3 separate regions of the Homo sapiens genome follow, and all the other regions are linked to region 1. A link is a contact called in ENCODE Hi-C data. All regions are on one chromosome and are shown on one strand. Each heading gives the region's core, a stretch centred on a gene start or an enhancer-like site at or near the end of the contact. The rest is flanking DNA. Distances are from core to core; before and after follow the strand shown.

Region 1 (3,675 bases), core at 636-3,135:
GGAGTAGTATCCAGTAGGCTGATGTTTTATGTAGTGAAGATGTAGGAAAACGCTAGAGTTTTAGAGCAGCGCCTTTGGCTTCTAGGATCTTAGGGAAAGTAGGAGATGTGATACGCTTAACTAACCTGGATGCCACGTGAGATTTATTTATTTATTTTTGAAACAGGGTCTAGCTGTGTCACCCAGGCTGCAGTGCAGTGGCATGATCACGGCTCACTGTAGCCTGGACCTCCTGGGCTCAAGTGATCTTCCCACCTCAGCTTCCCAAGTAGCTGAGACCCCACCATGCCTGGCTAATTTATTATTATTATTATTATTTGTAAAGATGGGGTCTTGCTTTGTTGCTCAGGCTGGTCTCGAACTCCTGGGCTCAAATGATCCTCCTGCCTCAGCCTCCCAAACTGCAGGTATTACAGGCATGAGCCACCATGCCTGGTCTGCATGAATTTTGAAATATCAAAAGGAAGTAAATAAGATGGGAGAGATGCACCGTTCCTGGGTTTCTGGAGGTATTGAAATACAGGTTGATGTGTAGAGTGGTGGAGCAAACTCCTATTCCATCTCCTTGCTTCAAAAACCCATTTAACATATTTTCCTTGGATAGAGAATGTGTCAAATATTAAACTGTTAAGAACAGATACTACACTTGATCTTAGCCAAAAGGATAAGTTTCACTGGAGTAGCCTGCAGTAGATCTGGAGCTTCTCTTCTGGAGACCACTTAAGAGGCTACTTTAATAGGTGAAAAGATGATAAGGAATTAAAAAAAGGAACATTTCAGTGGTAACAGAGAGGCAGGGACAGATGGAAATATTTCAGGAATAGCATGGAAGATAATATTCCGCATCACCTGCACTCTGATTCACTCTGGTAAATGGGACACGTGGGGGATCGGCTTCCTAAGCTATCCCAGTACTTCACACATGTTTGTTTCTGTGCCCATGAAATCGCCAGTGTCTTTAAGGTAAGGATCATATATTTTTATCTGTGTTCCTAGAACCCTTTCAAAGACACGCTGAAAGGTGGCCTGTATGGTTGCTGAATCATTGGTAAATAGACATTCATAAATGACTAAAGATTACAGGTTATCTCACAGTAAAATCATTAGCATTAAAAGTTCAGTAATGACTGATGAGACACTACACTGATTACATTTCAACCTAATCTTTCAAAAGCGATTTATTTTTAAAAGTCTCCATTAAACTGGCAAATTCCTCATCCCACAAATAGCCATAAAGACTGGAGTACCAGCTTCAAAATACTTTTTTTTCTTTTTTCTTTTTGAGACGAAGTCTCGCTCTTGTTCCCCAGGCTGGAGTGCGATGGCGCGATCTCTGCTCATTGCAACCTCCGCCTCCCGGGTTCAAGCGATTCTCCTGCCTCGGCCCCCCAGTAGCTGGGATTACAGGCGCCTGCCACCACGCCCGGCTAATTTTTGTATTTTTTTTTTTTAATAGAGACGGGGTTTTACCATGTTGACCAGGCTGATCTAGAACTCCTGACCTCAGGTGATCTACCGGCCTCGGCCTCCCAAAGTGCTGGGATTACAGGCCACCCACCCAGGCCACCGCGCCCGGCCTCAAAATACTTTTTTCCTTAGCTGATTTTATCGAGTGGCTATGTGCCTAAGGGAGTGTTCTAAGCAGACGTTAGTTAGGACCCAGAACGTGGGAAGTACTGGTTTCCAGATCAATTTGGTGGTGATCGTAAACCGATTCAAATCTCTAAATCCCAATTGCACGCCGACGTTACGGAACCAAAAACGCTGACGCCCACATTTCTGGGCGGACGCACAAGTATGTTACGATGGCTCGATTGCTTTTGCCTAGCGGAAACCATTCACTAAGGACCGAGCACCAAATAACCAAGGAAAAGGAAGTGAGTTAAGGACGTACTCGTCTTGGTGAGAGCGTGAGCTGCTGAGATTTGGGAGTCTGCGCTAGGCCCGCTTGGAGTTCTGAGCCGATGGAAGAGTTCACTCATGTTTGCACCCGCGGTGATGCGTGCTTTTCGCAAGAACAAGACTCTCGGCTATGGAGTCCCCATGTTGGTGAGTGGAGTGAGGAGGATCTTCCGCAAGGGGTGGGACCCTCCTCCTTGGCAGGATCAAGACCTGGGAGGGAATCTGTAAAATGTGAAGTTAAGGGCTGGCACTCGGGCTAGGAAGGAGCTAGCGACGGGGTGAGAGCTTTCCTAAAAGCTCTTCCACCAGTCTTTTCCACACCCCCACTTCCCCGCCGCTGTCCCCCACTCCCGGTTGGATTTCAGGTGTACTAGGATCTGTCTGCTTGTGAGCGTGGCGTCTTTCCCATCGTCGAACGCGGTCATTGTTACTACCCTTGATTCACAGTTAAGTAAATTGAAGCTCAGAGAATTCAGTCAGAACCACACTTTAAGCCAAGTTTGGATGATTACTAAGCTTGCTTCCTCGCCCCCAACTTAGCTATGTTTTGACGATACTGTGGATCATTGGGACTAGATGTATTCCATTTAACTGCACGAATTCCTGGTATCTTTCTGTTTCATCTTTCTAGTTTGTGAATTAGCTTAATACTTAGAGTTGTGATGAACTAATAACACCTTGTGAATAAAGTGTTGAGTACGGTGCCTGCCACATTGTAGCCAGAATGATTGCTGTGTTATAATTTCTAAAGCACGTTGAAAACAGCTTCCGTGTTTATATGGTTTCATCCATATCCACACTGAGTTCCCTAAGGATGTCATGAAATGCAGGCTGAGGCTGGCTTAAGACAACCAGAGTTGAAATCCAGATGACTCTTATTTGCTTTTTGATTACGGGCCAGTTATTTTGCTTCAGCAAGCCTTGATGTGTTAGTAAATGAAATAATTAAAGCATATGAACAAAAGCTGCTTTTAAATACAGACTATATTTTTATTTTGTATGAATGTTGGCGCAGATGAAATTACCAGCTTTTCCATTTAAGCAGACTAAAGGAAAGAAGTGATCTTAGAAAGGTAATGGATATTTTACACAGTTTTGAAAAATCCACATTCATCAAATGTGGATTTTAGGAATCTCCAAAAGATTCACCCATTTGAAGTATCTGGGCCAAGCACGATGGCTCACACCTGTAATCCCAGTGTTAGGGGAAGCCAAGACAGGAGGATCGCTTTAGGTCAGGAGTTCCAAACCAGCAAGACCTCTGTCTCTCCAAAAAAAAAAAAAAAAAAAAAAATTGTTGTTTTTAGCAAATTCGATATTAGTATACTAATATATTCGTATATTAGTATATTCTTAGTTATGGAGCCATCACCACAATTTTAGAACATTTTCATTGCCCCCAAAAAAGCATCATAACTAATAGTAGTCACTTCCCATTTCTTCCTGCCTCTTAATGCTGGCCTGGTAAACCACTAATCTACTTCTACCCGTAAATTTGCTTATTCTGCACATTTCATATTAACACACTAATACAACGTGGGTTTTTTGTGACTGGATTCTTCCACTTAGAATGTTTTTAAGGTTCATTCACATTGTAACATATATCAATACTTCATTCCTTTTGATGGATATAATTCCATTGTTTGGATATATTTTATCAATTGATGAACATTTGGGTTGTTTCAATTTTTGACTATTATGAATAATGCTGCTATGAACATTTATGTACACGCTTTGTGTGGAAGTATGTTTTCATTTCTCTCAGGTAGGGAA
Region 2 (3,546 bases), core at 1,047-3,546, 5.6 Mb before region 1:
AGACCTTCACCCCCACTTCTTCCCCAACTTGCTGAAAACAGAAGGCAAATGGTCCTCACTCTGGGCAGAGAGGTACCCTGCAGTAGTAGCTTCCAGAACTTGCTTAGCACCTGAATCACGTGTGAGGTTTGTAAAGAAACAGAGATGCCAGGGCCTCAGCTCTGGAGACTGATTTGGTAGAGGTGGAGTCCAAAAAAGTATAACTTTAATAATTTTCCTTCCTATCTTGCAACTGTCTGCTCAAAGGCCTTCCCTTATCACCCTATTTGAAACTGCAACATCCCCCAACCTAGGCACACCCCATCCTCCTTCCCTGCTTGATTTTCTGCCACACCACATTTGTTTGTTTGCTTGTCTGTTTGAGACACGGTCTTGCTCTGTCGTCCAGGCTGGAGTGCAGTGGTGCAATCTTGGCCCCCTGTAAACTCTGCCTCCCTGGCTCAAGTGATTATCCTGCCTCAGCCTCCCAAGTAGATGCCTGCGCCAACATGCCGGGCTAATTTTTCCATTTTTTTGTAGAGACTGGGTTTCGCCGTGTTGCTGGGGCTGGTCTCGAATTCCTGAGCTCAAGTAATCCTCCTGCATGGGCCTCCCCAAATGCTGGGATTACAGGCGTGAGCCACTGCACCTGGCTCAGCACTTTTTACCGTACTACATCATTTACATATTTATTTAGTTTATCGCCTCCTCCACTGCCCCACCCCTGCCTCTAAAATAAAATTTCCCTGAGGGCAGGAGTTTTGTTTCGTTCACTGATATTCTTCACAGAGCCTAGAATAGTGCCTGGTATATAGTAAACATTAAACTTTTTCTGAAATTTCAGAGGCAGTATAGCATAGTAATTAAGTCCAGAATCTGGCAACGTCCTGGGTCCAAATCCCAACAGCTGACACCTAATAACTATGTGACCTTGGGCAAGTTACTTTTAAAGTTTCTACCCCTAGGTTTCCCATTGGTTTTGCAAATGAAAGTAATGCCTACCCAAGCTAGATAGCCTGTGTAAAATATCGCCTCCATCACTCACAAGCAGTGTGGTCTGTAAAAAAAAAAACAAAAAACTCTATGCCTCAGTTTCCTCATCCGTAAAGTGACCCACCGCTGTGCTGGGATACAGAGAACAGCCCCTTCAGTTAGTGGCCTGGAAGCCAGACCTCTCAGAAAGGGTCCAGGAAGGCTGGAGTGAGATGGGGTGGGAGCGGCACTCACTCTCAGGAAAGTTCAGTTCAGAGGCAAGCCCTGTGTTGCGGGGTGCGGGGAGCCACGTGCCCTACCCTCCCTTGGCTGCTCGTGGGAAAAGGCCTAGAGGTTCGGGCCGAGAAGAGGAGCGAAAGCACAGAGCCGACTTCCCCTCACCCATCTGGGAAATGGGCTCGGGCCAACTGCTGACTTCGCGCTCGCTGGCGCAGCTCCCTGCGGAGACCTCGGCGGGGAGGGAGGCTGAACATCTGGATGACATTTCTGCGAGAGCGGCTCCGGAGCGGCGGTCGGGGAGGGAGAGGTGCGCTCGTGCGCACGTCGGGCCGGGAGGGAGGCGATTCCTCGGGGCCTGGGTCTTGTTTTTCTCGCTCTCTACCGCAGCCCCTTCTCCCGCCCCTCAGCCCCCACCCCGCAGCCCCCAGCCCCCGAGCCTCCCCGGCTCCCGACCAGCCGAGCTCCTTCACTGGCGGCCTCGCCTCGCCAGAGGGCACCCTCGATCTTCCGGAAAACGCCACCATTTTTCACTGCCCCTGGAGCGTCTCCAGGCTTCTGCCCGCCTCCCGACTCCGATCTTGTCAATGAAGAATCGGGCCAGGATCGCCGCGGAGCGGACGCCGACCCTCCGACCCGGCTCGCAGGCTGGGAGTCCCCTCTGCGAGGCTGGCATGGCCGCCCCTACCGGGTCCCGCGCCCTCTGCGGACCCTGCCCCGGGTTGGGCCTGGCCCGCGGGCGGCCCCGGGACCGGGGGACCAGGAGGGAGAGTAGACGCGGGCCGCGGACGGCGCGGACTGACAGCTGGCGAGAGGGCGCCGGGGCTGGGGGAAAGGGAGGGAGGGGGCTCATCGGAGTAACTTTCCAGAAAAACAGCCAACGTGTGGCAGGAGTGATTCCAAGAGGGGAAAAAAAGTTCAGCTACCACGTCGAACGAGAGGACTCGCAAAGTATTTTTCAAAAGGGCTCGGCTTTTCCTGTGCCTGTTTAAAACATTAACATCGTGCAGCAAAAGAGGCTGCGTGCGCTGGTCCCTCCCTCCCCCACCCCAGGCCAGAGACGTCATGGGAGGGAGGTATAAAATTTCAGCAGAGAGAAATAGAGAAAGCAGTGTGTGTGCATGTGTGTGTGTGTGAGAGAGAGAGGGAGAGGAGCGAGAGGGAGAGGGAGAGGGAGAGAGAGAAAGGGAGGGAAGCAGAGAGTCAAGTCCAAGGGAATGAGCGAGAGAGGCAGAGACAGGGGAAGAGGCGTGCGAGAGAAGGAATAACAGCTTTCCGGAGCAGGCGTGCCGTGAACTGGCTTCTATTTTATTTTATTTTTTTCTCCTTTTTATTTTTTAAAGAGAAGCAGGGGACAGAAGCAATGGCCGAGGCAGAAGACAAGCCGAGGTGCTGGTGACCCTGGGCGTCTGAGTGGATGATTGGGGCTGCTGCGCTCAGAGGCCTGCCTCCCTGCCTTCCAATGCATATAACCCCACACCCCAGCCAATGAAGACGAGAGGCAGCGTGAACAAAGTCATTTAGAAAGCCCCCGAGGAAGTGTAAACAAAAGAGAAAGCATGAATGGAGTGCCTGAGAGACAAGTGTGTCCTGTACTGCCCCCACCTTTAGCTGGGCCAGCAACTGCCCGGCCCTGCTTCTCCCCACCTACTCACTGGTGATCTTTTTTTTTTTACTTTTTTTTCCCTTTTCTTTTCCATTCTCTTTTCTTATTTTCTTTCAAGGCAAGGCAAGGATTTTGATTTTGGGACCCAGCCATGGTCCTTCTGCTTCTTCTTTAAAATACCCACTTTCTCCCCATCGCCAAGCGGCGTTTGGCAATATCAGATATCCACTCTATTTATTTTTACCTAAGGAAAAACTCCAGCTCCCTTCCCACTCCCAGCTGCCTTGCCACCCCTCCCAGCCCTCTGCTTGCCCTCCACCTGGCCTGCTGGGAGTCAGAGCCCAGCAAAACCTGTTTAGACACATGGACAAGAATCCCAGCGCTACAAGGCACACAGTCCGCTTCTTCGTCCTCAGGGTTGCCAGCGCTTCCTGGAAGTCCTGAAGCTCTCGCAGTGCAGTGAGTTCATGCACCTTCTTGCCAAGCCTCAGTCTTTGGGATCTGGGGAGGCCGCCTGGTTTTCCTCCCTCCTTCTGCACGTCTGCTGGGGTCTCTTCCTCTCCAGGCCTTGCCGTCCCCCTGGCCTCTCTTCCCAGCTCACACATGAAGATGCACTTGCAAAGGGCTCTGGTGGTCCTGGCCCTGCTGAACTTTGCCACGGTCAGCCTCTCTCTGTCCACTTGCACCACCTTGGACTTCGGCCACATCAAGAAGAAGAGGGTGGAAGCCATTAGGGGACAGATCTTGAGCAA
Region 3 (3,531 bases), core at 867-3,366, 7.4 Mb before region 1:
AAAAACATATCCACCTACATTACCTCATTTAAGGCTCATACTCTGCTGTATTGTATATAATTATTTTACATTTATATAAATATAGGTAAAGCAGATAACATGATCAGCATTTTAAGTTCAATAAAACTGGGGCCCAAATAAATTAAATGACTTGCCCTATAAGAATTTATTGGTGCTGAAGCTACATCTTTTTTTTTTTTTTTTTTTTTTCTGAGACAGTTTCACTCTTGTTGCTCAGGCTAGAGTGCAACGACGCACGATCTCGGCTCACCACAACTTCCGCCTCCCGAGTTCAAGCGATTCTCCTGCCTCGGCCTCCCGAGTAGCTGGGATTACAGGCAAGCACCACCACGCCCGGCTAATTTTGTATTTTCAGTAGAGACGCAGTTTCTCCATGTTGGTCAGGCTGGTCTCAAACTCCCGACCTCAGGTGATCTGCCCGCCTCAGCCTCCCAAAGTGCTGGGATTAAAGGCACAAGCCACCACACCCAGCCAAAGCTACATCTTAAACTCTAATCTTCGGGCTCCCAGGCCATGCAGGTTATATTACACAATGTGATTAACAATCCTGTATTTACCAAAAGATTTTTTCTTTTTGTTTTTTTGGTTTACATGCTGTGGCAGGCAGAATTCTAGGATATCCCCCAAGATCTCCTCCTCACCCAACCCCCACAGTACCTGACCTACATAACCCCTGGGGCCATGACTATGAAGATTCTGATTCTGTTATGCGGTGTGGCAGAGTTGATTTTTTTTTTTTTTTTGAGACAGAATTTTACTTTGTCACCCACGCTGGAGTGCAATGGTGCAATCTCGGCTCACTGCAACCTCCACCTCCTGGGTTCAAGCGATTCTTGTACCTCAGCCTCCCAAGTAGCTGAGAAAACAAGAGCACATCACCACACCCAGCTATTCTTTTATATTATTTATTTATTTATTTATTTATTTATTTTTATTTTTTGAGACGCAGTCTCACTCTGTCGCCAGGCTGGAGTGCAGTGGCGTGATCTTGGCTCACTGCAACCTCCGTCTCCTGATTCACACGATTCTCCTGCCTCAGCCTCCCCAGTAGCTAGGACTACAGGAGCGCGCCACAACGCCCAGCTAATTTTTGTATTTTTAGTAGAGACAGGGTTTCACCATGTTGCCCAGGCTTTGTCGAACTCCTGAGCTCAGGCAATCCGCCCGCCCCGACCTCCCAAAGTGCTAGGATTACAAGTGTGAGCTACTGCGCCCGGCCAAGAGTTGATCTTAAAATAGGGAGATTATCCAGGTGCTCCTGATCTAATCACATGAGCCCTTTAAAAGCAGGGCATTTTTCTCCAACAGTGGCAGAAGAGGAGTCAGAAAGATGTGCCTCAGAAAGCAAATATCCATGTTGTGAACTACCAATAAATAGGGCTCATGTGGGAAGGACTCGAGAGTGACCCCTAGGAGCTGAGGGTGGCCACCACTAACAGCACAAAACAAAACAGGGAACTCGATCCCACAACCGCCAGGAACTGATTTTTGCCAACAAGAATGAGTTAGGAGATGGATTTTTCTCCAGAGCCTCCTATGAGATTTCAGCCTTGTCATACCCTGGGCAGAGAACCCAGACACTCGGTAAATTACCAAGGATTACGAAATATCTCCCCAAGAGAGTGTTTTGGCGGGTGAGAGGATATGGTTTAAAGAAAAGTTTTGAGTGTGAATGTTTTCAGAGAGTCCAAGGACTCTCCATTAGCTAGTCTCATTATTACCTGTCGTTTTAAACGCCCTATCACTCTTACTTAAAGTAGCTGTCCCCGGGAAGCTTTTGTATTTTGTACCCCTTCTCGGGGAACGGGACTGAGTAAGGAACGTAATAAAGCGGCCTAAAAGGCATCTCCCTGTATCTTTGATATTTTGCCTAGGGAACGCCCTATCATGTCGCATATAAGCGATCGAGTTATGCATTTGTTGCTAGCTGAAGAGATTATTCCTTGATAACCGCTTGGTCTGGTCAGAATACAAACGGTACTCCTGTTCAAAGAACTACAAATCCCAGAAGGCCTTTTCGGCCAGAGCGCCTGCGCATCGCGCACTCCTTCCTTTCCGCTCCTCATCATCTGGAAAGACCCGCCCAGCGGTGCTGTCGCTCGCGCTGGAAGAAGCGGAAGAAGATGGCGCTCACCAGGTGGGTTGTTGATTGGGGTCCTCGATACGGAAGGGTCTGGGAGTACCAGTCTTCTTCATTTCTCTTCCCATACCCTCCGGGCGGTGACCTGACCCGGGGCACAGAATGACGTGGGCCAAGACTACGGCTACGCCCTCCCGCTGGCCGCCGCTACGACTAGGCCTAGTCGAAGCTGGGGTCTTTCAGCGGTTTCCCGGGTTTAGTTCACCCGCTCACCGAGGCCGAAAGCTGCGGAGTGGTCTCAGACACTGAAGAGTGGGTTTTTCGCGTGAGCATCTTGCGGGGAGCGGACAGCGCTCCCTCAGGTCCGCGGCTCGGGCGAACGAGATGGGGTTGGTGACGGTAGTGGCTTATTTGGGCGGAGTGAAGCGCGCGGGCTGCGACTGCGCGGCTTTCCGGCCGTTTGCCTGTGGTGGTCTCTCTCCTTTCGCTGTCCACTGGGTGTCCCGAAACAAGGATTCCTGAAAAAAGAGGCCCGGAGCTGAACACAGATTTAAATGAGCCACAGTAGTGACCGCCGTCTGCTGATATGCGCCACTGCTCCGCATTTTAACTTTGGAGCTTAGAATTTCTTCCGTAGATAGAACCACCTCAGTTTTGCTGTTTCCGGTTACCTTAGTAACCGTCTGTAAAGTGCTCTCCGCCTTTAAGAAAAAGATGCTTTTCAGTGGGAGAGTCCGAGAAGTTACGCTACTCCTACTAGTTCCCAGCCTTGCTGCCCCATTTTAAGTGGAAAAACTTTCCATGCGAACTCAACAGGAAAAGGCTAGTGTTCAGGAAGGTTATAGATAAAGTAATCCTTTCAGGACATCAGCTTGAGCTCTTTTAACACCCTTCATTCTCCTCACGCATGTTTTTTTTTCTGGCTGATGACAGTATGACTCCAAAAGTTTTAATCAAAAAATTATTTTGGGAATTACTGTTGGTGCCTTGCTCTGTCCTGGGGGTTGTGTACACAGAAGAAAATCTGTCTTTGGCAACAGGGAAGATAGGGGTGCAAGGTATACAGACATAAAACAATTACAGAACACAAAATGTGCATTTGTGTAATACTAACCTTAGTGCAAAAAGAATTGAATGGAATAAGTTATGTGGGCTGGAGAGTTTTCTCCCCACCCTCGTTTCTAAAATTTTTTTGCTTTTTTTTTTAACTTTATTTTTTGAGATGCGGTCTCGCTGTGTTGGCCAGGTTGGTCTTGAATTCTTGGCCTCAAGCAGTCCTCCTGTCTCGGCCTCCGAAAGTGCTAGGATTACAGGCATGAGCCACCATGCCCGGCATCTGAAATTTTTTTAAAAAAAAACTAGAAATAGGGTGTTACTGCGTTGGCCAGAGTGGTCTCCAACTCTTGGCCTCCATCAATCTTCTCACCTAG

The links. Hi-C counts contacts between places; a loop is a spot of excess contacts on that map. Pooled maps may share reads with other maps.
Region 2: a pooled map shows a loop between it and region 1 (19-fold over the local background). The contact joins the promoter of TGFB3 here to the promoter of COX16 in region 1. A Hi-C loop is called at or near these places in 3 of 168 maps with a recorded cell type or tissue (CD8-positive, alpha-beta T cell and naive thymus-derived CD4-positive, alpha-beta T cell) and 3 of 50 pooled maps.
Region 3: a pooled map shows a loop between it and region 1 (20-fold over the local background). The contact joins the promoter of SNW1 here to the promoter of COX16 in region 1. A Hi-C loop is called at or near these places in 4 of 50 pooled maps.

Annotation. Positions count from the first base shown.
Region 1 is chr14:70,357,893-70,361,567 of GRCh38, reverse strand. COX16 (cytochrome c oxidase assembly factor COX16) reads left to right here and starts at 1,885. Exons shown (of 4, transcript NM_016468.7): 1 at 1,885-2,049. The coding sequence starts at 1,981. The region is part of intron 3 of SYNJ2BP-COX16 (SYNJ2BP-COX16 readthrough); the gene reads left to right. It also overlaps the pseudogene RNU2-51P. RefSeq lists enhancers at 1,306-1,395, 1,856-2,165.
Region 2 is chr14:75,980,745-75,984,290 of GRCh38, reverse strand. It overlaps TGFB3 (transforming growth factor beta 3), which reads left to right and starts at 2,296. Exons shown (of 7, transcript NM_003239.5): 1 at 2,296-3,546. The coding sequence starts at 3,398. RefSeq lists silencers at 1,502-1,621, 1,752-1,991 and an enhancer at 1,662-1,721.
Region 3 is chr14:77,759,741-77,763,271 of GRCh38, reverse strand. It overlaps SNW1 (SNW domain containing 1), which reads left to right and starts at 2,116. Exons shown (of 14, transcript NM_012245.3): 1 at 2,116-2,158. The coding sequence starts at 2,145. SLIRP-OT1 (SLIRP overlapping transcript 1) reads right to left here and starts at 2,504. Exons shown (of 2, transcript NR_161324.1): 1 at 2,156-2,504. RefSeq lists enhancers at 603-1,377, 1,925-2,244, 2,152-2,926.